Regions from separate parts of the Mus musculus genome. Here all the other regions are linked to region 1. The links are chromatin loops, found by intact Hi-C in ENCODE. Cell type or tissue: heart. All regions are shown on one strand.

Region 1 (8,000 bases):
CTGCTTAGATTCAAAGACACAAGGGGACCTGAGGACCAAAGCAACAGGGAACTCTGGGATGGGTCCCAGACATGGTGTTGATGTCACAAATGGGATTAAGTTCTAAAGATTAGGAAACAAAATAAAAAATGTTAAACTCAAGGTATTGGTCAGGATTCCAAAGTTGTGTAGCCAAATGACCTTAGTTTTAAAAAATACATTTGGGACTGTAGAGGTGACTCGGTCGTTAAGAGTACTACCTGCTCTTCCAGAGGACCTGGGTTCAATTCCCAGCACCTACAAGACAGCTCACAACTATTCTGTAATTCCAGTTCCATGGGATCCAACACCATCATACAGACATTCAGGCAAAACTACTAGTACATAGGAAATAAAAATAAATCATTTAGAAAAAAAGAAATACACACAAACATTGTGTACCCTACACCCTCAAACATTACAGAGGAAGTATCATACATAAACAACAGGTCTTGATTCTTAAAAAATTTTCTTAAATTGATTTCTTAAAATACACAGGTATGTATTTGTATTTATTTATTTGTGTGTGTGTGTAGCATTGTATTAGGACCTTTGGGTGGCTTAGGGGGTAAAACTGCCATGCCTGACTCCCTGAGTTCAATCCTCAGGACCCATATGATGGAAGGAGAGAACTGATCTCAGTGTTGTCCTCTGACCTATTCACGCAGTGCAAATAAACAGATGCTTAAAACAATGCACTAGTCAGGGTTCTCTAGAGGAACAGAACCAATAAAATGTGTGTGTGTGTGTGTGTGTGTGTGTGTGTGTGTGTGTGTGTGTGTTTTCAAATGGACTACAGAATATGGGTTAGGTGGCCCAACAATGGTTACCTAAATGTTGGAGAGCCTGAGGAACCAGGAACTGTTCGGTCCATAAGGCTGAATGCCTTAGGAATCCCAATGGTCCATGGTGGAAGCTGAAGATGTTGAGTTTGATGCCAGCTGAGTACAACAGCTGCAGCAATGAGAGAGACATACTCAGCAGCAGGAAGGAAGGGGAAGCAGGGTTGCTTTCTCCTAGGACCTCTCTATCTGGACCACTTAGGGAAGATGTTGCCTACCCTGGAGGAGAGTCCTCCTACCTCATTTAATGGCCTCCTGGAAATGCCCTGATGACCTATAGAGAGGCATGTCCCTTAGTTAATTCTACCTTCAATCAAGTTGACCACAGATATTAACCAACCAGATATACATGTATACCTTAAGAGGAAGAAAGTGGACAATAAGACATATGAAAGAGCAGGCGTGTTAGCAACTCCTCTTGCCCCTGTGACCAAAAATACTGGAAAGAATCAAGTGTGGAGAAAGGACTTACCTTGGTTCATGGCGGATACAGTTTATCATAGTAGGATGGTATGGCTTCGGTCTCATTCCATGGTGGTGGGAGCTCACACTACAGGATATACTCTTTAAGGCTGACACCCCACCCCCCACCCCCCAGTCACTCACTAGGTCACAAGTCTAAAACAGCATGGTTGGTGGGGGATGAAATATCCAACACAGGAGAGATCTCAAATTCAAATTATACTAAAGATTTGGGGTTTTAGAAGAAAATACAATTAGCTATTTTTCTCATCGCTAGACAAAAATACTTGATAAAAAGCAACTTTTGGCTAGTTTCTTTTTGGCTCACAATTCCAATGGTACAATTTATTACATCTGCAGAAGATGGAAGGCATAATGGTGAGAGTGTGAGGTGGCTGGTTACATTGTATCCACAGTCAGGAAGCAGAGAGACCGATGCTGGTCTCCATTTTGTTCAGTCTAGGGTACTGCCCAGGTTCAGTTAAACCTCTCTGTGAGTACAAGAGACACACCCTTCACAACCCTAAATCCAGTAGACTAACCATCACAAGCTACAATCCCTTCCGCAACAGCAACTTTCCCCCCAAGGCTGTACAAATAGCCTGTCTATAGCTGTCTCCCGACCAACACCCACACCCCCAGTACTCATACATGTTAAGTTTTAAAGTTCAGGCTAAGAATAGGTTTGCAGTTCACGTTGGATGGCAAAGAAAATGCTGTAAACCAGGCAGCAGTGGGCAGTCCAGACAGTGCTTGCAGGGAGAGCTGCGCCTATGCCCGCTTGAGTGTATTCTCTTGTTTCCCTCGGCTTCTTAGGATGAGGTTCTTTGTAAGTTCTAAGCGTGGGCCAGTTAGTAACACAAACCAGGCCACCAGATGATGCGGTTCGGCAGGCTGGTTGCCAGGACAAGTAAGTTCATGATAAGTTTTCTCGGGGAGAGGGTCACTGGTGATGTCACCACCCAGCACCAGGTGCTACATTGTATCAACAATCTACCAAACTGGAACTAGGCGGGTTGACCGTTTTTCTCCTAAACTCTGTTTGATCTCCACCTCCTGTTATATCCTCTATTGAATACAGCTCACAGCATAGCCCCTTGTAGCCGACTTGTTACATATACTCCAAAATATAGTAACTTTGTATTTATATAAATATGTAACTGACGTTCCATTAAACATACTATGTTAACGTTATGTTATAGTTTTTGTGCACACTTTCCCACCTGTCTTCTACCTAAGTTGCCCAGGCTAGCCTTGGAACCCTAAGGCCTGTGCTGGCTCCTTTTAGATTGCATAGTACAAAGTAACAGCAGGGCCCCCAAGCTCTGGTCATCAGAGATACATTTTCCATTTCCCCAGCAGCATCTGTATTTGCTGGTCAATTGCTGCTCAGGAGGGAGCCAGGGTAGGGTATCTTCTGCGAGACAGATTACTCAGACCACGCAACAGAGGAAGGGCCCTGGGATGCTGAACGCCTGGACTAACTGCATCCGGTCCCATCCTCCCAGGAAGGCCAGGCCGTGTCCATGCCGGGCACGCATGGCTGACGCAAGCCGGGCCTCGGGCGCGCGCACCCTCATTCATTCCCTCCATTCATTCTGCAGACGGCGGCCGCGCACACTTAGCGATCGCCCGCCCGCGAGATCCCCGGTGCCTGTGGACACAGGACTTGGGGACGAAGGTCGGGCGGTGCCCGCTGAGCGGCAGCGAGCGACCGAGAAGCAGCACCCGCCTTTCCCGCCCACGAGGCCCCTGGCTAGGCCGCCGCCCGCGTAACGCGCGGCCTCCCGCAGCCAGCGCATGCGCGTGGCAGCCCGCGCTCAGCGCCGGCTCCCGCGGGCCCTTCACGGTCCGCGTGCGTGCGCGTCCCCGCTCGGCCGGCCCACGTGACCCGCCGCCCCTCTCCCGCCCTGGGCGCTCCGAGGGCCCCCGGCCGAGTCGGACGGCTCCAGCGGACGTGCGCGTGCACGCGCGCCGCGTGGTTGGGCGCGGCGCCGTTGCTCCGCCCTCTCCCGGCTCCTCCCCCCCTCCGCGCGCCGGCGTCCGCTGCGTCTCCGGCATTTGAATCGCGCTTCCGCCATCTTTCCAGCTCCAGTCGGACAGGCGCGGAGACTCTTCTGGAAGGTAGCGTCGAGGCCGGGAGGGTGCGGGCGCGGGCGCGGGCGGTGACCGGAGGGTTTGGGTGTCCTTCGGGTGGGCGCGGGGCGGCGCTGGCGACGAGGCGAGGCGAGGCGGACGGGCAGCGCCCTGGGCTTTTTCAGCCCGCTTCCCTTCCCCCCACCGTCTCACGCCGCGTCCCCGCCTTCCCGCGCGCTCTTCCCGGCCGCGGCCTTTGTGGGGCGCACGTGCCGCAGCCGCTCTCTCTCCCCGCAGGATCCGCCGCGATGGCCGCCCAGGGAGAGCCGCAGGTCCAGTTCAAGGTGCGTGTGCGGCCGCACGGGGGCCCTCGGAGGGCGAGCGAGCGGGGAGGTCGGGAGGGGACGGCATGGCGGGGACCGCTCACGCCGCCGCCTCGTCTCTTGAATCTAGCTCGTCCTGGTGGGCGACGGCGGCACCGGGAAGACAACCTTCGTGAAGCGCCACTTGACGGGCGAGTTTGAGAAGAAGTATGTAGGTAGGTGCGGCCGGGGGTGCTTCACGGCAGCGAGGCCTCCGGGGGAAGGCGGCGGGCAGTGCACGGCTGACCCCTTCTGCCGCCCTGTTCCCCGCAGCCACCCTGGGCGTGGAGGTGCACCCGCTCGTCTTCCATACCAACAGAGGACCCATCAAGTTCAACGTGTGGGACACGGCCGGCCAGGAGAAGTTCGGGGGCCTGCGCGATGGCTACTACATCCAAGGTGAGGGGGGCCTTGCGGAAGTGGGCCCAGGCCCTCGGACATGTGCTTGGGGTATGAGCCGGAGAGCCAGCCGTTGCCGGGTGACTAAGGAGAGGGGACAGAAATCTCTTGGAGGGAGGCGACCTGGTTGGAGTGGATAGGAGATTTTTTTTTTCTTTTATAAGAATCGTCCGTGGTGTCGTTTGATCATATGCTGTGTCATGCTAGGCATTGATTTGGGGCAAACTGTGTGGCTTCAGAACTTAGTAGGAGACTAAGCTATTGGGAAAGCTCCCGGGTCACTTTTTGGTTTTCGAAACTTGAATTAAGGGCTACACGCAGTAGCTTACCCGTGATTATTCCCATCATTAAAATAAGTAGTGAGCATTTGCCCCAAGATACTAAACCTCTAGCCCCTCCTGGAGCCAGGCCCTCTCTCACACGTGAAACCTGCCGCCTCATGGAAACTGTACTTTTACTTTTCTCCTTGAAAGTAATCGAAAAAGCTTAGTGGGGAAAGAGTCTGTTGGTGTTTAAAGACGAATGAATATCCTTGTGATCTTACTAGCATGATGAGAAAATTCGTTCTTTGGCTTCTTCGCATGTAAAGGCAAAGGGGTGTTTATAACCGGGGTTAACTTTTTAACCAAAAAAATGGGGATGCTCACGTGCTTCCTCTTAAACTGTATCCTCACCATCCCTGCAGGGTAGGTTATAGAAACCTGGGCTCAGATTTTAGAAGACTGGTGTTTGAACTTTGATGAACTTTGATGGGCCAGCAGTTGGTAGTTAGTGATTAGGTGCCTTGAGGAGAAGAAGGTAGTTGATAGAGTGAATTGGTCTTGACTTTTGGAGTTTTCATTTGAAGAGGAATTGGAGTCAGTGTGCCATGTTTTACCATCTAACTTTTTAGTGGGGGACAGGGAGGACTTTTGAATGGAGTGGGTTGATGGGTGATCCAGAGTCAGGCCCAAGATGATGACTGAGTCCTGCAGTAGACTAAGACACTCTACTGTCTCCAATGTTTTTCAGCCCAGTGTGCCATTATAATGTTTGATGTAACCTCAAGAGTTACTTACAAGAATGTACCTAACTGGCATAGAGATCTGGTACGAGTGTGTGAAAACATCCCCATTGTATTGTGTGGCAACAAAGTGGATATTAAAGACAGGAAAGTGAAGGCAAAATCTATTGTCTTCCACCGGAAGAAGAATCTTCAGGTACGTTCTAATTTCTCGGTTCATTCTTAGAGAAGATTGTATATAAGGTACCCGTATATGTTCTATATTAAAAATTGGTCAGAGGGTTTTAATGTGGATTATAAAATGTCTTTGTTTAGAATGTCCTGGAATGGAGATTATTAATAGAATCATTAAGCATACATTCCTTTTTCTTTTAAAACAGTACTATGACATTTCTGCCAAAAGTAACTACAACTTTGAAAAGCCTTTCCTCTGGCTTGCCAGAAAGCTCATTGGAGATCCTAACTTGGAGTTTGTTGCCATGCCTGCTCTTGCCCCACCTGAGGTGGTCATGGACCCAGCTTTGGCAGCACAGTACGAGCATGATTTAGAGGTATTTGTTCTTTTTTTACAGTGTTTTGTTTTCGTGTGTGTGTGTGCACTTTGCCTAGTTTCTGCAGAGGTTGGCATTGGATCTGCCCAGACATGTGGGGTGCTAGGAATCAAGCTCCGGTCATTAGAAGAGCTGGCTGTGCGCACTTAACCAGTCCTGGTGGTGCTCGGCCTGACTTGGTAATGGTAGTTCTGATCTGCACTGTTTTGTTTTTGTTTGTTGCTCCAGGTTGCTCAGACGACTGCTCTCCCAGATGAGGATGATGACCTGTGAGAAAGTGAAGCTGGAGCCCTGCGTCAGAAGTCTAGTTTTATAGGCAACTGTCCTGTGATGTCAGCGGTGCAGCGCGTGTGCCACCTTATTTAGCTAAGCAGATCGTGTACTTCATTGGGATGCTGAAGGAGATGAATGGGCTTCGAGTGAATGTGGCAGTTAAACATACCTTCATTTTTTGGACTTGCATATTTAGCTGTTTGGAACAGAGTTGTTTCCTTTCTGAATTTCAAAGATAAGACTGCTGCAGTCCCATCGCAATATCCAGTGGGGAAATCTTGTTTGTTACTGTCATTCCCATTCTTTTCGTTTAGAATCAGAATAAAGTTGTATTTCAAATAATCTAAACAAGTGAATCATCCCTTGCTTATTAAAGCCACTAACACGAGGGAGCTTGTGCCATATTATAGTTTAAAATGCTTCTGCTATTACCTGAGGTCTATTCAGTTATGTTCTCCTTGTGCCTACCTTCATAAACATTTAGATTGTCTGTGACTCAGCTAGGATGATATCTGCCCTACCTGCATTTAGCCAGGTAGTTTAACCTAAGAGAAGACCTTGTGTAAAACTAAAGATTTAAGTATGTACGCATCAGATGTTTAAGGATTGCAGTTGACAATTTCTGTAACCTAGGCCTTCAGAAGTTAGAACTGCAGTTGACGGACGGAAGCTTGAGGGTTTTCTGAGATGGACTACATTTCTTCATTTCCATGTCTAATGTTGGTTCTCTAAGATGTCCTCTGCTTTCAAATATTGGCTCCTATATTGAGTGGTAGTCTCAGGAGGTAGAGGCAGGAGGATCTCTTGAGTTTGCCCCCAACCTTAGTCTACAGAGCAAGTTCCAGGACTGAGAGACCTGTCTCAAAAAATTCATGGTAGGCTGTTACAGTATTACAGCAGCTGATCTTTTTTTTCTCCCACGGGGTTTATATAGGTTGTGCAGGAGAGGAAATGCTAGGGCTACTGCCACTGAGGAGTAGGGTGGGCTTCTCTGATGTGATAGTGTTAGTTGAGACTTAGGTGTGTGATCCCGGCACAACTGTGTTGCTCAGATGTATTTACAGCAAGCCATTCCGTGTGCTCTGCTGGTCCAGTCTACCAAAGTTCCTAGAAGGGTGGATACCTTCACATAGTTGTTGGTGTTTGTTTTGTTTTGTTTTTTTCTCCCCAAAGAAGGTAGATGACTTAAATACAGTGGGGAAGGTGGAAGGAACTCATACTGTGCATTCTAGCTTCAGCAGACTGATTGCAAGACTCAAATTTGATGTATGTGCTATGCTATGATCAGGTGAAGACCCTCTCCCCTGACTGGGATGAAACCTCATTTAGATGTCTTGAATTAATACATTGTGTGTAAACCTGGTATAGAATGTAGAACCTTTATGACTTTCTGATTTTTGTAACAGTTAAATGTGGGAGCTGCTTACGTGTGTTTAACCAGAGTGCAGAGATTTACATTATTTATTGGAAGAACTTAAATATATATCATTTCTGCTTTGCCTCAGTTTTCTGAGTCATCTCTAGTATTTGCTGTAGGAGTTGTGAATAACATTTTTTTTTTAAGATTTGAAGTTTGATCTGCCAAATAGCGAGTTCTCTCCAGTTTTTACAAGTAGGGGAAATCTCCCCCCTCCCTTAAAAAAGCATCCTTGAATAGATGGCTCCTTACTAATCATTTATTACCCAGCAGTTATGGCTGATTGAAGCAGTGTCACCAACAGAGAAGCTGGGGTCTGGCATTTGAGAAACAGCTTTATTCTGTGGGCTTTGGATTTAAAAAAATTTTTTTTATGTATAGGATACACTAGCTGTCTTCAGACACACCAGAAGAGGGCATCTGATCCTATTACAGATGGTTATGAGCCACCATGTGGTTGCTGGGAATTGAACTCTAGAAGAGCAGTCAGTGCACTTATCAGTTGAGCTATCTCTAGCCCCCATTTTTTTGTTTTTAATCAGTTTATAACCTGATTGAAACCCTCACTTCCTCTCACGTCAGAGAAGGTGAAGGCCC
Region 2 (8,000 bases), 1.4 Mb before region 1:
GGGGGGGGGCACTTCGGGGCTCTTCAATCCTGCTCCAGGCATCCCCAGTAGAGGCACAGTGACAGGCCTCATCAGGTACTAGGCTGCTGAGGGCCCTGCACACCTCACTGTTCTGAGGTCTCACAATAATCCTGAGAGCAGTCCAGCTCTCCTAGGCAAACATCAAAGTCAGACACTCTAATATTAGTCTCTAAACAGCCAGGGCCCACAGCAAGTTAATTGCTTAGTTTTGTCCCAGAGCCTTCCAGAGCTGAAGCTCAGAGGAAGGCAGGCTGTTCAGGCTCACTATTTCTGTGCCATGTGTGCACCAAAACCCCACAGGCTCTGGAGAAATGCTGGCCCCTAGCTGAAAGGCTCCCATCAGGGATATCTGCTAAAGGCTGTCCTGTCCTGTCCCCACAGCAATCAATTTAGATTAGAAACAAGTAAGGTCCACAATAAAGCTTCTGTCTGACAAAGTAAAGTCCTGGCAAAAAACCCAGGGTGTGCTGGAACTGGGTGGTGTCCAGCTTTGCAAGTTCCTCAAGTGTTAGTTCCCTTCTAGACTGGGTCTGAAAGCTGACAGAGCACACAGCCTTCCCAGCAGGTCCACGAAGGGGAGTTGGGACAGTCAGATTTCACCCAAGGGACTCATGTGCCATCAGCAGAGCCACAGGAGTCACAGTGTGTAGCTTCAGATCTGCCACAAATGGCTCCCAGTACGCCAATGTCAGGCACAGACAAGCACATGAGGAGGTGTGCACACTGCCATGCAGAATACTTTTGCAAGCAGGGCCATCCCATGGGAAGCCCCATGGACAAGGAATCTACCTCTCTCAGTAACTACTGAGAGTCCTTAGGTTCGGCAAATCACAGGGAGGGAGCTGACCACCAAGGTCCCTGGACCTTGGTTTTCTATTCCTTGACTGCTCTGGTGGCTACAATTCTACAATCTCTCTTACATCACAACTACAGTCAAGCAGCCTGCAAAAAACATAGAAGCATCTAAGTCCTTCGGAGGATGACTTCTGGACTTCATTCACTTATGTTGGGCACCATGGATCACCATCAGTAGAAAAGGGGGCAGAGCTCAGAAAATGGCTATTTCTGAAAGTTCCACGCTTGGGACCTTCAGCACTAAGGCTGTGCAAGCCCCATTTAAGTAAGGGTAAATGGGTTGCCAAGAGCATCTCAAGCTATGTGTCCCTCTAATACAAAGTAGATGGCGTGGCCCTGGACTAGGGAAACTGTTTTGACCAATGTGGGAGACAACAGCTTCCTTTTGAGACAAGAAGCTACAACATACATAAGAGCCTAAGTTCTCATTAACATACTTCCGTGTCTAAAGCACGCAATGTCTCCATGATATCTTCTGCAGACCCTACCTTCAAAATCTGCTACCCAGCAGCAAGGCACCCTCACCCATGCTGGAAGTGAAGGAGTTGGGCAGAGTATTGAACTCAGGGCTCTGCTATCCTAATGGAGGGGTTTATACCACACACTTCCTGAATGAAGCCGGCTAGAAGACCAGACACAAACCACACAGCCCAGCCCTCAGCTGGGACTTTCTCTGCGGGGAGCAAGGAGTTGTGTCACTCACCCACTTCTCCGCTGCCCTCCTCTCTGGGAGCAGCAACTGTAGGTCAGAATTCTGAACATGTCAGTGAAGGCACTGCCGTCAGGAGGCTTGGTGATGAAGACACTCTGGCCACAGAGGAAGACCAGGAAAGCAATGGCCACACAGACTGTGGGAATCAGGTAGCCTGTGAAAAAGCTCACATTCTGCTGAATATAGGCAATACCTCCTAATGACAGGATTGCTCCCAAATTAATGCTCCAGTAAAACCAATTGAAAAATCTCCGAGTGGCTTCTGGACCTCGATCTTTAACCTAAAGTAAGAGAGAAGAGAAATGCATAAGAAAATGTGATCTTCTACACCTTCCGTTTACTCTTTAAACATGACAAGCTGTAGTGTTTTCATATGTAATGACCTCCCAACCACCCACAGCAGCTATATGCCGTTACCATACCTACCTAGCACCTGATCATCTACAAATTGAAAGCAGATACACAGGATCTCAAGAAGGACAGTGTCAAAGTGCTGTTTACAGATTCAGCGAGTCTCCTGACAAAAGCCATCTCACACTCAATCCCTCCAGCAGCTAGATGCCTCTCCAAATGCCAGCAAGTCCTAGTGCTCAAAGTCAGCTGACCACCATGAAGCCACCGGGAATGGTCCCTGAAACAGGGTCCAGAACCCACAGCTGCCCAGTCCAGGCCCACAGCGGAGGGAGCATACGTAGTACACTGAGCTCAGAGCTCACTAAACTTAACACAAGTGCTATGAGAGCCTGCTTGGCAGGCTCTTGCCCCATGCATAGTAAGGCTTGCTCGGAGGCAAGGCACCACTCCTGCATGGGGCCCAAGTACCAGTTTTTGATAAGCTTACAACTAAGCTGTAAGCACAGTAAGAGAAGCATGAGCTAGCTTTAGATTAGAAAGGTTATCCAGTGGGGCGCACCTATTATCCCAGCATTTAAGAGACAAAAGCAGGGGAATCATGAGCTGAATCCTGGCTGAGCTGCAGAGGATCTCATCAGCACATTGAAGCAATGCTTACAATTAGTCCCAAGTTGACTCTCCCCCAAGCCCCCATGCAAGCCTTCTGCGATCCCAACCTCGCTTCTTCCTGTACTGTTTCTATCTACCATGAACACTATAAGAATGGGCCCAGTCCAACTCAGCATGATTCTGGACAGTTTCATTTCACAAATTTTCTTGAGCAAACCCACAGCCAAAGACGGATCCTGAGCACACAGACACATACTTCACCAGCCTCATGTTGGAGGGTTACAATCACAGCAAATTGAAAAATCCAAGTTGTTGGTTTGTTCTTTTCTTTTTCAGGGTTAGGGATTGAACACAGGTCCTTGCAATGTTAAGACAACTCCTTTACCACTAAACTCCATTTCCAGCCCCCCAAATGACCAACAAACCACAAGCATTTTGTTGCCCTACACGTCAGTTCTGAACAAAGACTCCACTCTAAAGGTGGACATCACTTCAGAACAGTTTATATTTAGTTTCTTACAGCTGGGGCACAATGTCTTTAATGTTACCCAATGGTGGACATCAATGTCCATGACCAGTGGAGACAGGCCAAAAGAAAGAAAAAACATGAGCAAGAAATAGAGAAAATAAAACTCAATGTACACACACATATACTTTATTATTTATACACTTCATACATTGTATGTATAAACACCATATACACATAGATATGTCACTGTTTTAACAACCCTGAGAGAAAAGAGGCCACTTTACACAAGAAGCAAAACAAAAGCACACCTCTTTGAACATGGGATCAGTTGCCTAGGTTGGTCTCAAACTCCTGGGCTTGTATGATCCCCTGCTTCAACCTGTGAAGCAGCTACAACTACAGATGTGCACCACAATGTCCAGCACGTTACAGGAAACATTACAGATACTAACTGAAATGTCCCAGACCCTTCCCATTACACATAGCAGGACCATACACATCTTCCCACATTCATAGGAACAGCTTATCCCCAAAACAGTAAGAGAATACTTATTCAGTTGACCTGACATACAGACTTTTAAAGTCTTTATGTCCCTTTGTGAACTTGGTGGTCAACTGACTTCACTGTCCAAGGGTTACCAGCCACAGCTGCTTCATAAACAGAGGCCTACTCCCAGGGCTTCAGTAGCCACAGGCCAGCAAACTGGGCTGTCACATGCCTCTCTCTGCCCTTGGCAAAAAGCCACAGCTTCCCCATGTACCAGTCCCATGACATCACCACATGCCTGCCAAGACTGATCAAACTCTTCATATGCCCTGGCCAACGCCCTCCAAAAGTACCAAAGCCAAAGGGAGAGGAGAGGCCAGCAGGGCAAAAGGGATATGTGTTTAAACAGGGGAAAGCTATCAGATACCTAGGAACACAACCTCTCTCCACTGGGACAAACACCATCCTGAAGTCCTGACCAATGTTCAACATAATCCTAGCACTCAGAATCTCTGCTGAAGCAAAGAATGCCTGCCGGCTACAGAGAAGTCAGACCGTAAACTAAACCAAACGAGAGTGGCAGCACTGTCTGCACGGTAGCTTCTTCCTCTTTCAGCTATTTTTAATTCTGTTTTTTAGTGCTTGTTGGTTTAAGGTCTTGAGTAACCCAAGCGGGGCTCCAACTTCCTATGTAGCTGAGGCTGGCTTCAAACTCTGGATTCCCTGCCCCACCTTCCAAGCACTGGAATATAGACAAGCACCTAGCACTTAGCTTACTTTTTTGAATAATCAGCAATCAAGAATGACAATGACCTTTGGCAATTTGTAAGCACTGTGAAAAATTAAGGGCAGATGAATTCTGCCTTAAACCAAACCACATTTGAGAGTGACTTTATAACGTCTACAGGCACTGTGAACTGACCTGGTATTCCTGTTCACCCACAGTCAGGCCCACCTCCCATATAAGAAAGCCACTCTGGAGCTAAATCCAGAGTCAAGAGGCAGCACCAGCCAGAAAAGCGCTTTAAAGATAGCAGCACACTGCTCTTACAGGGAAAGACCAGCAAGAACTGACCCTATGCAGAAAACATAGCCAAAGCACCTTCCAGTCATTTTGGCTTCTCCTGCAAAGCAGCAGACATGTTAAGAACAAGGAGGCCTTGAAATCTCCCTCAAGGTGCAGTCTTGAGGCAGCAGAGAGCAAGTGCCTCCAAAGGATCCCAGCTACTTACTAAAGATATCATTTACACACCACAAACTGAACCTAAGTGTGGCCAACCATCTCTTGTATATTCAGAGTTGTGAAGCCGCCACTGCCCTGCCCTGCAGGCCCTGTGTCAGCTCACTGGATGTGTGAGCATCCTTCACATCCTGTGGTGCTCTCAGCACCCACAAGAACCTAACTCTAGTGCTGTGGGTGAACAGCATTTTTACAGGTGAATGAACAGAGTGCACTAAGGTTCATCACCAGAGGGACTGCACCCTACTTTCTATTTAAATATTTCAAAGCTACAGAAAAGCTGAAAAAAAATAGGATGTACCCTTCTTTTTAGCTTTTTCCTCCTATTAAAAATATAATATTCTAGGCCAACATGATAAAATGGCTCACCAGGTAAAGGCAACCTTGACAAGCTTGAAAACCCAAACTCCATCCCCAGAATCTGAATGATGGGAGAGAACTCACTCTTGCAGGTTGTTCTAACCTCAACATGTACACCATAGCCATGAACACACACTCGCACACACACTCGCGCGCACACACACACATACACAAAATGTATAAAAGAGGCAGAGGCAGGTCAATCTCTGTGAGTTCCAGGCCAGCCAGGGCTACACAGATAGACACTGTCTCAAAAACAAAACAAACAAATGTGTGAATGAGAGGGAATTTATGCGCACACACCCCCCAACACGCTTACACATTCTGTGACTGAGAATCTCCTAAAAATACCACCACTTTTCTATGCAGTCACAAAGGCACCACCACACCTAAGAACACCACCCCCACATCTGATGTGCAGGCCATAGTACAAACAGCCCAAACAATCAAAGCAAGCCCTTTAAGAGAGACAAATGGGTGGGGTACATACACCCAAACTTCCAGCATTCCAGAAGCAAAAGCAGAAGGATCACAATGAGTTTGATGCCAGCTTGGTTACAGAGCAAGAACAGAACTCAAAAACCAAACCAAACCAAACCAAAAAAAAAAAAAACAAAAACAAAAACAAACCACTGGAGGCCTGGCATGGTGGCACACACTTCTCAAAGCAGCAGTCAGAGGTCAGAGGTCAGAGGTTATTGCGGGTTTGAAGAAGCATCTGAGATACTTAGTGAGTTTGAAGACAGCATGGGCGACACAGAAAAACACCCAGTCAAAATAAATAAATAAATAGCCGAGGATGGTGGGAGGACAGGACTTGGGCAGAGGCAGGAGTATCAGGAGTTCAAAGTCATCTTCAACTAGTGAATCAGAGGCCAGCCTGAGCTACACTGAGACTCTGTCTCAAAAATATAACAAAACTCATAAACAGAAAACAAAATCACGACAGAGCCAGTCACTGACCACACCCAAAGTGGCTGTCAAGTTTCTCGAGGGTCTCTTCCCAGGATTGTAAGTGTGGAGACACTGGAGACAATAGCACTCACACTGTGCAAGAGCACCTACTCTTACCTACAGTGAAGTGTGCACACTGCACCCACTCAGTGACCCTCACGGGAGCCATCCAGTGGGTCTGTTAAGAGTGCGAATCACTGATCTAGTATCTATTGGAGAGCACTGACTCTAAGACACACTGTCCTATCTGTTCCCTGAGCAGCTGGGCTCTGACAGTCACGCGGTGCACACAACTAAAGCTTCTCCAACTGTATGTGTGTAAAACCTGGCAACAGTGACAGGTTTCTGAGTGCACAAGGATCAAAACTTAACTCAGAATCAAATGTGCAGTGGACCCAAGATGTTCCTGGCAGTCCTGACCCTGTACAAGTACCACCTGCAACTTTACACTTCACACAGTGACATGCTTCATGACACCAACAAATGCTGCCTGGCACACCCTGGCTTCATTTGAGGCCAACATGCTATGAGCTGAGAGAATGTTTTTCTGTTCTTATAGAAGCATAATGGCTTAATTTCAAAGAACCATTAGGCTATTTCCCTACCACCCATCACACTTCAGCTTTCAAAGATGGAGTTACTGTCTTTGGACTGTTATCAAGTTTTATAAACATGCATCTCATTACTACACAAACTGGATTTCATCTTTAATAAATGGTAAAAGGACTGTTTTAAAATAAATCTGACTTGGTTGACATCAGTTAATATTTATTTATTTTTATCTCAGAGTCACTTAGTTCTCAGATGAAAAGGGGCTGTGAGTGGAAAGTCTAAAGAACCCAGTGTACGGGGGGGCTGGAGAGATGGCTCAGCGGTTAAGAGCACTGACAGCTCTTCCAAAGATCCCGAGTTCAAATCCCAGCAACCATATGGTGGCTCACAACCGTTAGTAACGAGATCTGACGCCCTCTTCTGGTGTGTCTGAGGACAGCTACAGTGTTCTTAGATATAATAAATCTTTAGGCTGGAGCGAGCAGAGATCCTGAATTCAAATTTCCAACAACCACATGATGGCTCACAAGAACCCAGTGCACATCAGAAAGCTCAAACCGCTCAAGGTAGGGATGTACAGTCACAGGTACAACTTATGTACTACTATGACCCAGGGTGTAGCTTACTTTTCCTTTATTGTGAGAGATGCCATGACCAAGGCCACTTAGAGAAGGGTGGGTTTATTTTGGGCTCACAGTTCAAGTTCATCATGGCAAGACAGACTGCTGACTAGAGCAGCAGTTACAATTTAAGATAAAATGCCTACCCATACTTCCTCCAGTCACCAACTAGGGACCAAGTATCCAACCAAAGATATGAGGCTTATGAGGGCCACTTCATGCAAACCACCACACCTAGGCTTAAATGACAGAGGTAATATATACTAGTGGAACAGAGGCCAAGGCCAGGAGTCTGGTCTTGAAAGTTTGATGAACACCTCTGAGAACTCCAGAACTCTCAAGTAGCAACACTTCTTTTGTTTACATTTTACTTGTATGACCCACAGTCTTGCTCTGTAGCCCAGAATATGTGATGTGGCAACCTTCCTGCCTCAATCTCTTAAATACTGAGATCACTACTACTTCTGACACCGTTGAGATTGTGTCCTCTCCGAAATGGCCAGCCTTACAGACACCATATAACACTGGCCAGTCAGTCCTACATTTGTGGTGCTACTCTGAGATGACTTCGCTCTGCTGACTTCAATTTCAGCTTCTCAAGGATCAGTTTTGTACCAAGACCCAGGGCTCACCTTCCCTGTTACACACAAATAACCCTCTAGCACTTCCTATAGCCAGCCTCCCAATCTGAGTGCAACCTTCAGTCCAAGGCACTGCCTCCACTCTAGGCCACACTTCTCTCCTCAGACCAGCGGTAGTCTGAGCCG
Region 3 (8,000 bases), 1.2 Mb after region 1:
AGATATTGACATTATGATTCCTAACAAGAACACAATTACAGTTGTGAAGTAGCAGCAACGTAATTTTATGGTTGGGGGTGGATCACCACAACATGACGGACCGTGTTAAAGGGCGGCAACAATAGGAAGGTTGGTGATAGTGTGCACCTTGCATGCTAAAGGCCCTGTGTCCAATCCTCAGAACCCCCACCACAGAATCCTCGCCTCCCCGCAGAAAAAACCCACAGGCCGCTGTGGTGGCATGCAATTCTAATCCCAGGTATTGGGAGGCAGAGCCTAGAAGATCTCTAAGGTTGAGGCTGGCCTGGTCTACATAGCAAATTCCAGACTAACCAGAGCTATGTAGTCAGATCTTACTTTAAAGAAAAAAAAAAGAAAGAAAAAGAAAAAAATGTCTGGGGTTGAGGGTGGGAAGCACAATCAGGTTATTTTCTAAAGTTTGATTTAAAAAAAAATGCAGAAGAAGGACATAGTGTCACCCTTTGTCTCCAAAAAACAAAAGAACGAACAAACAAAAACAAATATAGGAGTTTGTCGTATTCCAGCATGGCTATCATACTCTCTGGTAAGATGGAGAACCAGAGCCAGTTGGTGATGGCCAGGCCTTTAAGCTTAGCACTCGGCAGAGGCAGGAAGATCACTTGAGTCTGAGACCAGCCTGGTCTACAGAGTGAGTTCTAGGAAAATCAGGGCCACACAAGAGAAACCCTGTCTTGAAAAACCATGATGGGGAACCAGGCAATCATGCAGCTCCTAAGGATGGGCTAAAAGATGGGTTCAATGTCAAGGCCTTAGAAAGGAAACTGCAGCCAGGCAGTGATGGCGCAAGCCTTTAATCCCAGCATTTGAGAGGCAGAGGCAGGCGGATTTCTGAGTTCGAGGCCAGCCTAGTCTATACAGAGAAACCCTGTCTCAAAAAACCAAAAAAGGGAAAAGAAAGGAAACTGCAAATTTCAATGCCCCAAGTTGGTGGAGTATTTAAGGTCCCACCAGCCTTAACCTAAAACTGGCAGAAATGCTCTGGGAACCATCGACAGTTACAGAAAAGCCACTGAAGGCTAAGAGACCCCTCAAACAGGACAACCAACTCTCACTCTGAAGAAGACGGTGGGGCAGACTGCTGAGGCAGAGCACTGCCCCTGCCTCTGAGCATGGCGATCCAGAGAAAGGTCTTTCCCATCAGTCCTCTACAGTGAGTTTCAATCCTCAGCATCCCGAACAAGGAGTGAGGACTCCTTGTACCTGCATCTCCTTTGCCTTTGAAGATGTCCTTCCCACCATGTGGATCTAAGTCACTGCAGTCTCCTCTCCACCTTGGATTTTCAATTGCCACCTGTTTTTTTTTTTTTTTTTTTTTTTAAATAATACAGGTATTTAAACTTCATCTCTCTTTATAGTTTATGTTTGTTTCAATAAAGATGGGAGTGCATAGAAAGTAGACTTATTAATATTGTGACTGGTATTTTTCGGACTTAAAGCAGCATTAAAAAAAGGTCCAAGGTTTGTATTAACGTGACCCTGGGGGGAATGGAGGGAAGGCAGTGTGGCAAAGGGAGCTTGCTGCTCTTCCTGAGGACCAGAGTTCAATTCCCCGCACCCAGACCACTGGGCCAACAAACACTTCTTACTCCGAGTCCAGGAGATCCAATTTTTGTTTTGTGGTTATTTTCTGGTCTCTCAGGCAACTTGCCCCAATTTGCACATGTGTATACACATTAAAAAAAAAAAATAAAAGGGGGCCGGGCGTGGGCGTGGTGGCGCATGCCTTTAATCTCAGCACTTGGGAGGCAGAGGCAAGTGGATTTCTGAGTTTGAGTCCAGCCTGGTCTACAGAGTGACTTTCAGGACAGCCAGGGCTACACAGAGAAACCCTTTCTCGAAAAAAAAAAAAAAAAAAAAAAAAAAAAAAAAGTTGGGCATGGTGGTATGCACCTTTAATTACAGAACTCAGAGGCAGGTGGATCGCTGTGAGTTCAAGGCCAGCTTGGTCTACACAGTGAGTTTTGGGCCAGCCCGAGCTACATAGTGATACACTATGTGTTGGCTCCCCTGCCCCCATATCTGTGTATTTTCCCACTTCATCTTGGGGTGTGTGTATGGGGGGAACTGAAACCAAAAAAACCCACGACACTGTTTTATGTAGGGAGTGAAGGCTTACATCCTAGATAGCCAAAGCAAAGATACTGCATACTTGGGTAAAAGTGGAGATTCCGAGGAGGGTGGGTGAGGGTGTTTGTGTGACCTGTAGTACTCATTTTAGTATTTGTAGGCTTAGCTTCCCAATTATTATTTCAGAAACATGACCATAGTAAGTTTCTTTTCTTTGTGATAGTATCTGGAGTAGTGGATTCCGGTCCTAATCACTGCATGCTATTATAATGGATGTGGGTGAGGTGGCATGTCCCTGGAGGAATCAGAAGTTCCATGCCAGCATGGCTATCCCCTGAGTTTGATGTCAGCTTGGGCTACAGAGTGAGATTCTGTCTCAAAAAAATAGCAACAGACAAATACCATACAGACCTCCCCAAATTGCCCAACAATATAAACTGGAGGTGGGAGGGACCCAACAAATGCTAAAACAACAAAAACTCATCAAGAAAAACAGTAAACACAGTGGTCCAGATGTTGCCTACCATCGTGAGATTTTGTTACATTGCACCTGGCAGGACCTACCTGCTTGCAGATTTCAGTCTGGTCGTCTGTCCCAAATGCACTGATGAGGTCTTCCTTCTTGGCAACCTGACCTTTGGAAACATTTACAAACACTGAATGGGTCTGCAGAACTTCATCAAGGTCTTTTTCCCTTGAAAGGGCAGGAGAGAAAGTCCTATGTGAATCCACTGGATAGTAGAAAATCCACTCACATTTAAACACAAGATAGCAACAAGAGAAATGGCAAGTGCTGCAAGCTGGGTGTGATGTGCACATCTGTAACTCACCATTTAGGAGGCAGAGGCAGGGAAATTGGGAGTTTGAGGCCAGTCTCAAAAAAAAAAAAAAAAAAAACCAAACAAAACAAAAAAAAACAAAACAAAAACCCTAAAGAAAAAAAAAAAGAGAAATCTCACACACACACACACCACACTCTCTCTCTGGTGGCTACCTGCGAAGGACAGTATCTGGATTCTCCCACTTCACCACAGAGGGAAAAACTACATCATTGTTTTATGTAAGGAAACTCAGGGTGTGGTGGGGAGTGGTGTTTCTTCTGTCCTGGAATATCTGTCCCTAGATGGCAGTAGCGAAGACACTACTACGCACTTTGGGAAACTGGGGATTCTGAGGTGTGACGTTTTAATTTCAGGATTTGTAGGTGTAAGATTAGCTTCCCGATTGTTATCCCTGGAAAATGACCATAATGTTTCTCTTCTTGGAGATAGCATTTGGAATGTTGGATTCCTGTCTTTTTTTGTTTTGGTTTGGTTTTTTTTCGAGACAGGGTTTCTCTTTGTAGTCCTGTCTGTCCTGGAACTCACTCGGTAGACCAGGCTGGCCCTGAACTCAGAAATCCGCCTGCCTCTGCCTCCCAAGTGCTGGGATTAAAGATGTGCGCCACCACCGCCCGGCCGGATTTAAACATTTAATCCAAGAGGCTACTGCAATTTCGGGTCCTCTTGACCGCAGCTTTGTTTTATTAGTACAGGGTCGGTCACGGTCTCTCTCACACACACATACACATACACACACACACACGTTCCAGGCTGGCCTGGAAATCGCAGCAATCCTCCTGCCTCAGTTTCCTGGGCGCTGGGATTACAGGCCTAAACCATCGGTCCCACCCGGCTCTGATGGCGTTTGTAGTTGGCAGTTTTTATGATACTAACAAAATCCCAAAGCAGAACCCAATCCGAATCGGGTAAACCAGGCCTGAAAGGTACCGATGGGTCGCAGGAGCCGGGGTTAGGGAGGCCAGGCCGCCGAACTCTGGGCACAGGATTACTCACACGCCACTCCGCCAGCCGACGACCTTGTTTTTATAGCAGGCGATTTCGAAGCGCTTCCCTCCCCGCTTCATCCGCACCACGGCCACATTGGTCAGTCGGATCTGGTTGGTGGGGGTGAAGATCGACATGGTGGCTGTTCACAGATCTCGAGCTCGAGGGGACGCCAAGTGCTCGGCTGAAACGACCCTGCGGCGCGCGAACCCTTAACGCCCAAGGAGTGCGCGGCTCTTCCGGAACCTACCAGGGAAGAAGCTACCGCACGCCCGATTGCCCTACTGCACATGCGTCAAGTGGCGCACTAGCCAGGCAGCCGATAAGAAAGCAACCACGCCTGCGCGCCGTGACTTTTTACGCCCTCTAGTTCCACCCTCAAAGGAAGGCGGGTCGTTCTGTGATGACGTCATTTACAGGCGCCAGTTACGCCTACCTATTATGGGTGAGTAATGTTTATTATCTGGGTGGAAACATGATATTTTGGTTGAATAGTTCTGCAGAGTTCAGAGGCTGCGCTCATTTTAAATTTAAAAAAAAATTTTTTTTGATTTATTTATTATATGTAAGTACACTGTAGCTGTCCTCAGATACTCCAGAAAAGGCATCAGATTTCGTTACGGATGGTTGTGAGCCACCATGTGGTTGTTGGGATTTGAACTCGGGACCTTAGGAAGAGCAGTCGGCGCTCTTAACCACTGAGCCATCTCGCCAGCCCTATTTTTTTTTTTTTAAGATTTACTTTTTAAAAGATTTATTTATTTATTTTATGTATATGAATACACGGTAGCTGTCTTCAAACGCACCAGAAGAGGGCATCAGATCCTATTACAGATGGTTGTGAGCTACCATGTGGTCCTGGGAATTGAACTCAGGACCTTTGGAAGAGCAGTCAGTGATATATATACACACATATATGTGTGTATATGTACACACATATATACACACACACATATATATATCTTTTTTTTTTTTTTTTTGAGACAGGGTTTCTCTGTGTAGCCCTGGCTGTTCTGGGACTCACTCTGTAGACCAGGCTGGCCTCGAACTCAGAAATCCGCCTGCCTCTGCCTCTCGAGTGCTGGGATTAAAATCGTGCGCCACCACGCCCGGCTATAACTTTTAAAAGAAGTAAATAAAAACTCTCTTGGCTTAGTCACCTATGCACATGGGAGTCAGAGGCAGGCTAATTGCGTTGTAAATTCGAAGCCATTTTGTTTTATATAGGCGAGTTACAGGCCATCCAGAGCTACACAGTGAGACTCTTTCTCCAAATAGTAGCTATCCTGAATCTCGTGATCATTTTGTTTCAGCCTCAAGAGCGCTGAAATACAGGTCTGTGTCATCAAGCTGAATTCCTTTTTTCCATTTATTGACTGATTGATTGAGGCAAGGTCTCTTTATAGCCCTGGCATACGTAGTCCTGGAGCTCACTACGCGGCGGAACAAGCTGTCCATTAACTAGGAACTCCCAGAGATCCGTCTGCCTGTGCCTCTGGAGTGCTAGGATTAATGGTCAGTCAGCAGCATGCCAGGTTGTCATTTATTTCTTGATAGTACTGCCCTCTGTCCTGCCCTTTCCCCTTCTGAGCCGAAGCGAGAAATAACAGTGGAGCAGGAAGCTCGCTTGCTTTTGCATCTCCCGCTCTGGACCGCGTTTCCCACAGGCCCGCCCCTTTCCACTCTGAGCCAATCCGAGAAGTACAGGAAGTGCTCTAGCATCTTTCCCAGGTTTAGAAGTGATGGCTTCTCTCTGGTCCCGCCTCTTTTCTATTTGAGCCTATCAGAGAGGAAGTTAGAGCTTCCGCTAGCTCCTTTTTTTTTTTTTTTTTTTCCTTCTGGGCCCGCCTCTGTCCCCTGCAGCCAACGCGGGCAGGTCTGCCGACTGCATGCATGGCTTCCCTGTCCCTGTAAACTCAATCCTCCTGTTCGCTGTCCCTCTCTCTTTGCGTTTGCCGGTTGACTTGCGTAGCTCGGGCCCCGCGGAGGATGGGTGAGTCTGGGCTGGCCAGGGTCTCGGGCGGGCAGAAGGCAACAGATTCCCCCTCCACCGAGGGCCTTAGGTTGCTACACTTGATGTGTTACTGTTTGTTTTTACTGTATCTTATTTTTTCTTCTTTCCTTTTATTTCTGTTTTCCTTTTAAAAGGGCCGTTTTATGTATCCCAAGTTAACTCAGAACTCACAGTGTAAGCTCAGGAAAATTTGGGACTCACTGTGTAGCCCCTGTGTGGATCTCAGCTTGTATAGCAACTAGTTCGGCATTCAGTGGATAGCCGAGGCTCACCTGGAACTCACTACCCAGGGGGATTAGGAAATTGCTCTGTAGTCTAAGCTGGCCTGGAACTCGGATGTAGCCCGGGTTAGTTTTAAAAAATAACGGGGGCTGGAGAGATGGCTCGGCGATTGAGAGCACTGTCTGCTCTTCCAGAGGTCCTGAGTTCAATTCCCAGCAACCACATTGTGGCTCACAGCCATCTGTATTGAGATCTGATGCCCTCTTCTGATGTGTCTGAAGACAGCTACAGTGTACTCATATACATTAAATAAATAATTAAAAAAAATTAACGGTGTTCCTCCCACCTCAGCCTAACTGAACGCACATATTAGCAGGAGGCTGTCGCTCCTGGGAGCTCTTAACTAGGTTTTTCCCTTTCTGAGCCTAAGGACCACGTTTCGATGGAAGTTGGTCTAACCTCAGGGGCGTCTGATGGTGGTAGCTCCTTATCCATGTTTTGGGACTTCTGGGTCTATTAAACAGCACCTGTAAACAATAAATTTCACCGGGCTGTGGTGGTGCACGCCTTTAATCCCAGCACTTGGGAGGCAGAGGCAGGCGGACTTCTGACAAGGCCAGCCTGGTCTACACAGAGAAACCCTGTCTCGAAAAACCAAACCAAACCAAACAAAACAAAACAAAACAAAAAAAAAAAACAAAACAAAACCAAAACCAAAAAAAAAAACCCAAAAAAACCAAAAACCAAACAAAAAACCAAAAACCAACAAAACAACAACAACAAAAAAACCCCAATAAATTTTAGATTTCAAGTCCTGTGAAAAAAATCTTCACCTTCTGTGTTTAAGGCTCTGGTTGAACACAAGTCAAGCTTGCGCTGGTGAAGTTGATTTGTGGTTAAAAACACTTGCTACTTTTCAGGAGGACTGGGCTTCACCTCTGGCCTCCAAGGTTCATCACGCCTCCATGTAACTGGAAGTAATACAAATAAACCCTTTTTAATGGTGGCACCTGCCTTTACTCCAAACACTTGGGAGGCAAAGGCAGGGGGCCAGCCTGGTCTTCCTAGAGAGTTCCAGGACAGCCATATCTATGTAGAGAGGCTCTTTGTCATAGAACAACAACAACAATAGCAACAACAAAAAAAGAGTCAGACACGGTGCCATTTGTACTCAGAGGCAAGAGGATTGTAAATTTGAGGGCGGGCCCGGTCTCCAAAATGAGACTTTGTGTCAACCAAAAAACTGACCCAGCCATCTACATTTCCTAGATCATGACATTGGCTTATAATCCCCCCCCCCCCCCCCCCCCCCCCCCCCCCCCCCCCGAGTCAGGGTTTTTCAGTATAGCCCTGGCTGTCCTGGAACTCACTCTGTAGATCAGGCTGGCCTCAAACTCAGAAATTCGCCTGCCTCTGCCTCATAATTCTTACAACATCAATGGGCATCTTTGTGTGTGGCCGCGTGTGTTGTTACATATGTGTGGTTTTAAACTCAGGTCCTCTGGATGTGTGGGACTTGTCGCCTTTGCTGTCACTGTGGATGAACAGGTTCTACATATATATGGGCTGTGCCCTGGGCCTTACCCTTTGCATCTGTGTCCAGATCATCAAGAAGCAGGTAATTGGGGGAGGTTTTCTCTCTCTTTCTACCTCTCCCCTTAAACACTTTTATTTTTAATTAGGGGGCCCATGTGTGGGTATGTGTACAGTGCCTGTGGAAGATGGAAGAGGGTGTTGGATCTTCTGGAGTAGGAGATACAGGTGGATGTAACTGGTATGGGTGTTGGGAACAGCTTAGTGTGTGCTCTCGACAGCTGAGTCATTTTCTC
Region 4 (8,000 bases), 1.2 Mb after region 1:
CGGAGGAGGCTGTCAGATCCCCTGGTGTGGTGCTGGGAATTAGACTTGGGTCTTCTAAGAGAGCAGTCCGTGCTCTTAACCCCTGAGTTGTCTCTCCGGTCCCATGCCTGTTTTCAGAGATTTCTGTTTTTAATGAAGCTCTTTCCACAGGGGTGGGAAGTCTAACTTTGCTTGTATAAGAGAAGTTTTCCTTGTTTTTGGTGACATACTTTACAGGCTTACAATCATCAGAACAGCCAATTATGGTGATTATGATCAGTTAATTAGATGTAACAGAAGTCATAAATCATGATGAGAGGGATAACCCTTGTGCATCTCCAGTAGGAATCAGAGAATGTACACACACTGAGCTGGGGTTCCTGGGCTGGCTACTGGGGGTATGTGGGGCACATGCTCTGCAAATCCTGTACCACTGATCTGCCCAACCTGCCCCAAGTCATAAGCCTTTTATTCCCAAATGATAGGGAGGAGATTGTTAAAGGGTCTGAAACAAGAATGTAGCCAGAGCCTTGAGTGAGGGCTCTAAGCATGGTGTGAGCCTTTGCCAGGCGCAGGACAGCTAAGATGGAACTGACTGAAATCTCTGTTGGTTTTTGTTTTTGTTATTATTATTATTTTTTTTGAAACAATGTCTCTATGTAGCTCTGGCTGTCCTGGAACTCACTATGTAGACCTGGCTTGTGCCACTACACCCCGTCCTGAGTAAAATCTGTGGACCGCTTTTCAAGTGAGTCTGCTGAGTTGTCATTCAACAAAGTCATTGTAACCGAATTTGGGGTATTTTAAGATTAAATGTGGGGACTAAAAATTAAAAATGGGGTGAGGGCTGGCGAGATTGCTCAGTGGTTAAGAGCACTTGCTAATCTTGGAGAGGGCTTGGGTTTGCGTGCAAGCACCCATACGGCAGCTCACAGCAACCTGTAACTCCAGTTCTAGAGAATTCAGATCTCTGGGCCTTGGTAAGCACCAGGCACACTCGTGGTACACATGCACGCATGCAGGCAAACACTCATACATATAAAAACAGATCTCTAAAAGTCATTTTTGTCATCAGTTTGTATGTGTGTGAGCATGCTCAGGACATGTGTGGAGGTCAGAGGACAAACCGTGGTGGTTGGTTTTCTCCTTCCACCATATGAGTTGAGTTCTTGGTGATCAAACTCAAATTGTTAGTGAGCAGGCATGTTTATTCAGTGGTCATCTCCCCAACCCTGAAAGAAAAATGAGGGTTATTTTTTTAGAATAAGCTGTGGGCCAGGACACTTGGGAGGCAGAGGCAGGCGGATTTCTGAGTTCAAAGCCAGCCTGGTCTACAGAGTGAGTTCCAGGACTACACAGAGAAACTCTTTCTCAAAAAAACAAAAAACAAAAAACCCAAAAAACAAACTGATTTTTTTTTAAGTTTTACATGAACTCTAAACTTTTTTTTTTTTTTTTTTTTTTTTTTTTGGTTTTTCGAGACAGGGTTTCTCTGTGTAGCCCTGGCTGACTGGAACTCACTTTGTAGACCAGGCTGGCCTTGAACTCAGAAATCCGCCTGCCTCTGCCTCCCAAGTGCTGGGATTAAAGGTGCCGGCAACTCTAAACATTTTTAAGAGTGTAATACTAGATGCATAATCCTTTATCGGCTTATGATTTTTATACCTCTCCTGCTACTGCTGCTCATCAGAAGTAGGAAATCGAGAGTTTTCAGATACCTGCTCATGTGGTATTTATTAGCATCTGTACTTGGGAATCTTAGCATGGAGGTAGCTCTGATAAAAGTACTTATTTGTATTAACCTATAGTTAGTAACCTGAAAGGTACTAAGGAGTGATTCTTTATATGGAAACTGTGCTGATCTTGTGTATTTTTATTCTTTTTGTTAGTTTGAGGTAGGTCTTCACTCTGTAGGTCAGTGTGGCCTTGAACTCACTCTGTAGACCAGGCTGACCTCTGTGATCCGTCTGCCTCTGCCTCACTGCGATTAAAGGGGTGTGCACTTGACCTTTTTTTAATTTTTATTTTTTGTAATTTCTATTTCTATTTCTTTCTTTTTTAAGTGTAGTGTAAAATAATGCCTTCCATGTGACTTTTTCATATATGTCTTATTGTACTTTGCTCATAATTTGGGGAATTTTTATATAGACTATATTTATAATTTTCCCTTGCTTTCAAGTTAAAAAATATATAATGACAGTATTTTATTTTTTGTAGTTCCTCTATAATAGCATATAGAATTTTCTAATTTTAGGTATACTGTTTACTAAAGCAGTTTCTTTTTCTATGGATGGCACTTTGGAGCACATTTAAAAGATGCTTTTAAAGATTGAGCTCAAAATGTTTATTAGTGGATGAAACTCCATTTGTGTTACACTATAATTTTACCAAGTAGAGCATACCTCTTGTACCACATCTTGTTCCAGAAAGGATTCTTAATGGCTTGTAAGGGCTTGCCCACCCTGCTCTGCTGCTGGTAACACACAGGGAGATGAGTGGCTGAGCGACTCAGAGTAAATGGAGAGTGAACTGGAGGATTAAGGGCCAGCTGTGTACCAAGTGCTTGGCTGACGTCTGAAGTGTCCGGGCCAGAGCTACAGAGGTGGCTTTGCTTGTTAGTAGCCAGTGGAGAAAGGAGTATAATGGTTTCGTGGCCTTGAAAGGTAATCAGAAACTCCTCAGCCCAGTCCTTCAGTTTCCACATGCCTTTTGGAAGGGTTGTGTGCTCTGTTGTGTGTCAGCTGAACTACTCCTGGTCTCATGATCCAAGAGTTTCCATCTTACAGTTCAATCAAGGGTCTGTTTTAGATGGCTAAGATAAGCTTGTACAGTCTCTTAATACCCTCAAGTATTTTTTCGGCTTATACTTTGATCTCGTGCTGTCTGGAAAATGCCTTGAATAGATGTATTTTATGGTGTCGGACAGTCAGAACCATGTGCATTATCGTGCGCGTGTGTGTGTGTGTGTGTGTGTGTGTGTGTGTGTGTGTGTGTGTGTGTGTGTGTGTTTTGGATGGATGGACAAGGTTGACATCCCAGCAGGAGATAGGCTGAAAGGATAGCAAACGAGTGAGAATTCCTTTCTAGATGCAGGTTTTGAGATAGAAGCAGGCTTTGAGATTCCAGCGTCAGCACAGAGCATTAGCTTGAAAAGTGTACACAGAGGATTTATGTTTAAGGTGGGAACAGGTCCACTCATCTCAGGCTAGGAAGTCTTAGGAAGTCGCTGTGTCCTCCACACTGGAAGGTTACTTTTTCAGGAACACTAGTTAAGATTTCCACAGTGCCAGCATGGTTGGTGTAGCCAGGAGCCGGTTCTTGCTTATCCTTAGTAAGCAGTAGGCGGGACCACCCTTGTCTAGATACAGTTGTGTGATGTTGTAACTTCTTCATTGCATTTCCATCACACTTTTACGTTTTTAAAATGTGCCCTGAAGAATGAGTTGGACCAGTGGCCAAAGCTTTGACTGCAATAGGGTAACCCAAATGAGAATTATAAAGACAGGAAGAATTGAAGGCAAGAGGTGGACTAGAATTCACCACAGGTCTGGTGTGCAGTGCTCTCAGTATTGTCATCGTGTGCACCGGCCCCTGACCTCCAGCCTCAGCAGTGCATTAAGAGAAGAAAGGAAAAAACCAAAGTTCTTTATAGGAAATAGACCGAGATGATATGCTTGCCTTCTGTGTAGCAAATTATGTTTCAGTCAGTGAAAATTTGTTAGCTGCTGTACTTGGAACCTAGTGTGGCAAGTGTGTGGAGTCTGCAGAGGGTTTCAGGTACTGTCCAGCCATGGATGGCTCACTTTTAATACTATTGGTGAGATTTGGATGGTAACATGCTTTCAAGCCCACATGCTAACCCGATCTTCTAGAATACTTTATTATGTTATTACTTGCCCTACAAACTAGAATGTGTTATGATAGAGACAATGTGAAGTAGCCTATTTAGCCATATATTATATGTTTTGTGGTCCTGGGGGGTCAAACGCAGTACTTAGTACTTTTTAGGCAAGTGCTATACCTCTGCACTACACTCCCAGCCCCACCCCCACGTTTATTCCATTTTCTTTCTAATTTCTTTTTTAAAAATTGTATTGTATGTGAATGGGTGTGTTTGCCTGTATGTATGTGCATGCAAGGCTGGAAGATACTGGATCCTCTGGAGTTGGAGTTACAGGCAGTTTTTAGGTGGGACTATCCCTGTCTAGATACCATGTGAGTGCTGGGAACAGAACCCAGCTAGGTCCTCTGCAAGATCAGCAAGTGCTCTTAACCTCTAAGTCATCTCTTCAGCTCCCTGTAATTATTCTTGTAAAAACATTATTTTTACATGTCTGAGTGTGCTTGTGAGTTCTAGAAGATGAACTGAAATCATCAGGCCTGTCCTGCAAATGCCCTCACCTGCTGAGACATCTCCCTAGCCTAATAACTTCTTATTCATTCTTTGCTTTTCTGACAAAGGTTTTGCTAGTTAATTCAATATGCCCTTGAACTTGCAATCTTCCTCTTTAGCCTTCCAAGTGTTTGGCTTATAGGCTTGTGTGACTGGCTTGCTTTCCCCTCCCCTCTCCTCCCCTCCCCTCCCCTCCCCTCCCCTCCCCTCCCCTCCCCTCCCCTCCCCTCTCCTCTCCTCCCCTTGCATTTATGATGGTGCTTTAAACCTTGATATCTCACAGTTTCTAGCTTTTCAGTTCTTAGCAAGAGGTTGTCACAGGCTTCTGTCACACTCAGAAAAGGGCATCCCAGGCTGGAGAGATGGCCCAGCTCTATGAGCACTGGCTGATCTTGAGGACTTGGGTTCAATTCCCAGCATCCACATGGTGGTTTACAAGTACCTGTAACTCTAGCTCCAGAAAGCCTGTCTTTTTCTAGCTTCTGTGATGCATAGGCATTACTCCTATTGAAAAAATAAAAATAATTGAAAAAGAAAAGGGCATCCCCTGCTGGTCAGGAGAGAAGAGTCGCTTCACAACTGGCAGTGCTTTCCAGGGTGGTTCCCATTAGCATCGCCCAGGGCTTGGATAAGCTCAGACTCTCAGACGCTGTGACACGGAAGTGTATGAGAAAGGTGAAATGGCTGGAGCAGAACTGAGCCAGATAGCACTGGAGACAGCCCTCCTGTGGGGAGATGCTTTATGCAGTGTGACGTGCTGCTGCTCAGGTGGAGCCACATCTGCTGCTCTGGTACTTAGTAATGGTCCATTTGAGTGCTGACTGCTTCTCTGGAAGAGTCTTGAGAGTGGACGACAGTTGGCTAGCACGTGTGGGTTATTTGGAGCATGCTCAGATTAGAGCCCTAACTTTGCTCGAGGGAGGAGGATCTGGCTGGGCCCAGCAGAGGATGGTGCTTGGAAGGCCTGAAGAAAGCTGCTCCGATAGCTCAGTTCACTCCCGGATTGTGTCCTGTGGGTCTGATTATCTTTTGGGATTACTTGCACAGGGTAGTGTTTACATACTTTGTTTTGTAACAGTTAACACGGAAACTCTGATGTCAATTGTCTGCACGGTATACTGCTTTTAGAAGGAATGTGTATCATGAGGGAAGTTGGTAAAACCGGTATACAGATCTGAAATGCCATGTCTTTGTGTGATGGTGCCCTCATAACATAAAAGAAGGCTACAAAATCATTCAAGCCAGGTAGTGGTAGTGGTGCATGTCTTTAATCCCAGCTCTTGAGAGGCAGAGGCGGGCGAATTTTTGAGTTCAAGGCCAGCCTGGTCCACAGAGTGAGTTCCAAGACAGCCAGGGCTACACAAAAAACAAAACCAAAATCAAAAACAACTCAAAAAGCGGGGCGTGGTGGCGCATGCCTTTAATCCGAACACTCAGGAGGCAGAGGCAGGCGGATTTCTGAGTTCGAGGCCAGCCTGGTCTACAAAGTGAGTTCTAGGACAGCCAGGGCTACATCGAGAAACCCTGTCTCGAAAAAAGCCAAAAAAAAAAAAAAAAAAAAAAAAACCCAAAACAAAAAACCAAGCAAACAGGATAATTAAAAAAGAGGACCTGGGAATCAAAGGGAAATTTTAGAGATATAGACACAGGAGCAGAAAATATCAGTGGTTACATTAGTAAAAATTGTTAATCAGGTGCTAAAGAACTGGCTCAGTAGTTAAGAGCATGTACTGCTGTTACAGAGAACATCTACCACCCATGTTGGGAACATACAAGTACCTGTAGCTCCAGCTCCCTGGGACCCGACAGCCTTTCCTGGCCTCCTTGAACACTCACACTCACCTGTGCACAGGACACCCCCCCCCCCACACACACACATCACATAGCTAAAAATAAAATGTAAAGACAAATAGCAGTAACAGTGGCTAACTGTTGATTGACAAAAGCTAAAAAGTTTTCTAACACTGCCGAGGCTGTGGGAAGTGAGTTCCCTTATCCCATGAGTGGCAAGCATCGCCTTTTCAAAATGTCAAGTGCACATGTTAGGCTTTCCCCTTGTGTTTCCAGGAGGCTGCTCCAGTTTACAAAGAACCTGCCCATGTCCTTGTCCTGCACAGCTGCCAGCCAATCTCAGGCTTTTTGTTAATATTATCTCTCTGTATACTAAAATACCTCATTGTCACATGTAAATGTTAGTTTCCACTCTTCTTTTTGCCTACCTATTTTTGTCACAGGTGAGGCCATTTTAAAACTAGATGGACATTTAAATTTGTGTATTCAAATTTCACTTCCTTCTTGATTTTCCCCTAGCTTCTAGGTATAGAAGTTTTGTGAATTCTGTCACCCTTCTGTCTCTCTTGAAAGTGTTTAAGTTGTACCAGGTGTGGTGTGGACATCTGTCATCCCATCATGTGGGAGACTGAGTTAGGACTGTAGGCCAGCTTGAGTTACATAGTGTGACAAATTGAAAACTGTCCTCTTATTAAAAAAGAAAAGCTGGCTGTGGTGGTGTACACATTGGTCCCAGCAGAGGCAGGGTGTCCCTGAGTTCATGAATTATGTGTCTATGTGTTTGTCTATGCACGAGTGCAGGCGCCCGGAGTGGAGTGGAAAGCATCAGATCCCCTGCAACTGGGGTCAGGTGGTTATGAGCGTCTGTGTGGGTGCTGGGAATCAAATCCAGGATCTCTGCAGGAGCAGCCACTGAGTCACCTCTCCGTCCTCTTAACTGGTTTTTCCAGTTATTTTGAGAGATGTCAGATCGCTGACTGGTTATTTACAACTGTTTACTTAAAACATTCCTTTCTCCTCCTTCCCTTAATATTATGTGTTATGGTATATTAGAATTCATTTGGGGGTTTTGTATTTTTTCTCTTTTTGGATTTTTTTCGAGACAGGGTTTCTCTGTGTAGCCCTGGCTGTCCTGGAACTCACTCTGTAGACCAGGCTGGCCTGGAACTCAGTAATCCGCCTGCCTCTGTCTCCCAAGTGCTGGAATTAAAGGCGTGCACCACCACTACCAGGCCGGTTTTGTATTTTTTTAGTGATTTGTCTAAGTTTAGACTGTTTAACTAGTATGCAGGAAAAAATTCAGAAAATGAATTTAGAAAGTTAAACACTGTGCTATTTATTGTTGCTGAATCATTTTCCTGAGTTCCAAAAAGTCTTGAGAATTCTGTTATCTGTAGTAAATGTACAGAGTTTGGAACCTATGTTATTTTACTAATGCTTTATGTGTATTTTATTCAGTGATACTGTATGTATTACTAAGTACAGCCTTACCATTAAAGCTTTCTTTATTTCTATTTTTTGTCTTTTGTAGTTAAGGCTGATCTTGCACATGGAACCTTCCTGCCTCAGCTTCCCAAGTTCTAGTAATATAGGTGTATCTATGATCATTGCTTTTTATATCAGTGTTTTTACATTGGCCACATAATTTTCCAATTAAAATATTTTCTAGATGTTTTTACATATTGATAGTACTGTGAGGTATTTTATACATCTTATTATCAAAGTAGTTGTTAGAGTTCCATAGATTTCATGTACACATACAGGGCTTGTTTCTTAAACATGGGTTGTTGGTGTAAGCAGGATGGTGGTGGTGCATCTCAGAGCGTGGGAGGCAGAG

What was found. Hi-C counts contacts between places; a loop is a spot of excess contacts. Peaks named below come from ENCODE experiments on the same cell type or tissue, not always from the same donor. Only the 100,000 strongest peaks of a DNase experiment are listed, where the experiment ranks them.
Region 2: a loop joins it to region 1, with 8 times the contacts of the local background. A loop is called at or near these places in 13 of 42 quality-filtered maps.
Region 3: a loop joins it to region 1, with 6 times the contacts of the local background. A loop is called at or near these places in 7 of 42 quality-filtered maps.
Region 4: a loop joins it to region 1, with 5 times the contacts of the local background. A loop is called at or near these places in 4 of 42 quality-filtered maps.

Annotation. Positions count from the first base shown.
Region 1 is chr5:129,016,833-129,024,832 of GRCm38, forward strand. Ran (RAN, member RAS oncogene family) reads left to right here and starts at 3,324. Exons shown (of 7, transcript NM_009391.3): 1 at 3,324-3,446; 2 at 3,696-3,742; 3 at 3,852-3,936; 4 at 4,034-4,159; 5 at 5,171-5,358; 6 at 5,543-5,713; 7 at 5,942-7,489. The coding sequence starts at 3,707. The coding sequence ends at 5,986. In heart, a CTCF peak has its summit at 3,684; DNase peaks (open chromatin) are centred at 2,319, 3,269 and 4,039; H3K4me3 peaks cover 3,226 bases; H3K27ac peaks cover 3,447 bases.
Region 2 is chr5:127,607,193-127,615,192 of GRCm38, forward strand. It overlaps Slc15a4 (solute carrier family 15, member 4), which reads right to left. Exons shown (of 8, transcript NM_133895.1): 2 at 1,580-1,869. Among named protein-coding and RNA genes, the nearest start is that of Slc15a4, 6.2 kb to the right of the region's middle. In heart, no CTCF peak of the experiment used is centred here; DNase peaks (open chromatin) are centred at 509, 2,199, 3,769 and 4,149.
Region 3 is chr5:130,251,266-130,259,265 of GRCm38, forward strand. It overlaps Sbds (SBDS ribosome maturation factor), which reads right to left and starts at 4,265. Exons shown (of 5, transcript NM_023248.2): 1 at 3,945-4,265; 2 at 2,674-2,803. The coding sequence starts at 4,072. Tyw1 (tRNA-yW synthesizing protein 1 homolog (S. cerevisiae)) reads left to right here and starts at 5,772. Exons shown (of 16, transcript NM_001015876.2): 1 at 5,772-5,928; 2 at 7,668-7,789. The coding sequence starts at 5,925. In heart, CTCF peaks have their summits at 3,238 and 4,740 (motif pointing right); DNase peaks (open chromatin) are centred at 3,226, 4,276 and 5,626; H3K4me3 peaks cover 3,838 bases; H3K27ac peaks cover 2,430 bases.
Region 4 is chr5:130,175,499-130,183,498 of GRCm38, forward strand. All of the region lies in intron 1 of Rabgef1 (RAB guanine nucleotide exchange factor (GEF) 1), which reads left to right. Among named protein-coding and RNA genes, the nearest start is that of Rabgef1, 7.7 kb to the left of the region's middle. In heart, a CTCF peak has its summit at 4,942 (motif pointing left); no DNase peak of the experiment used is centred here.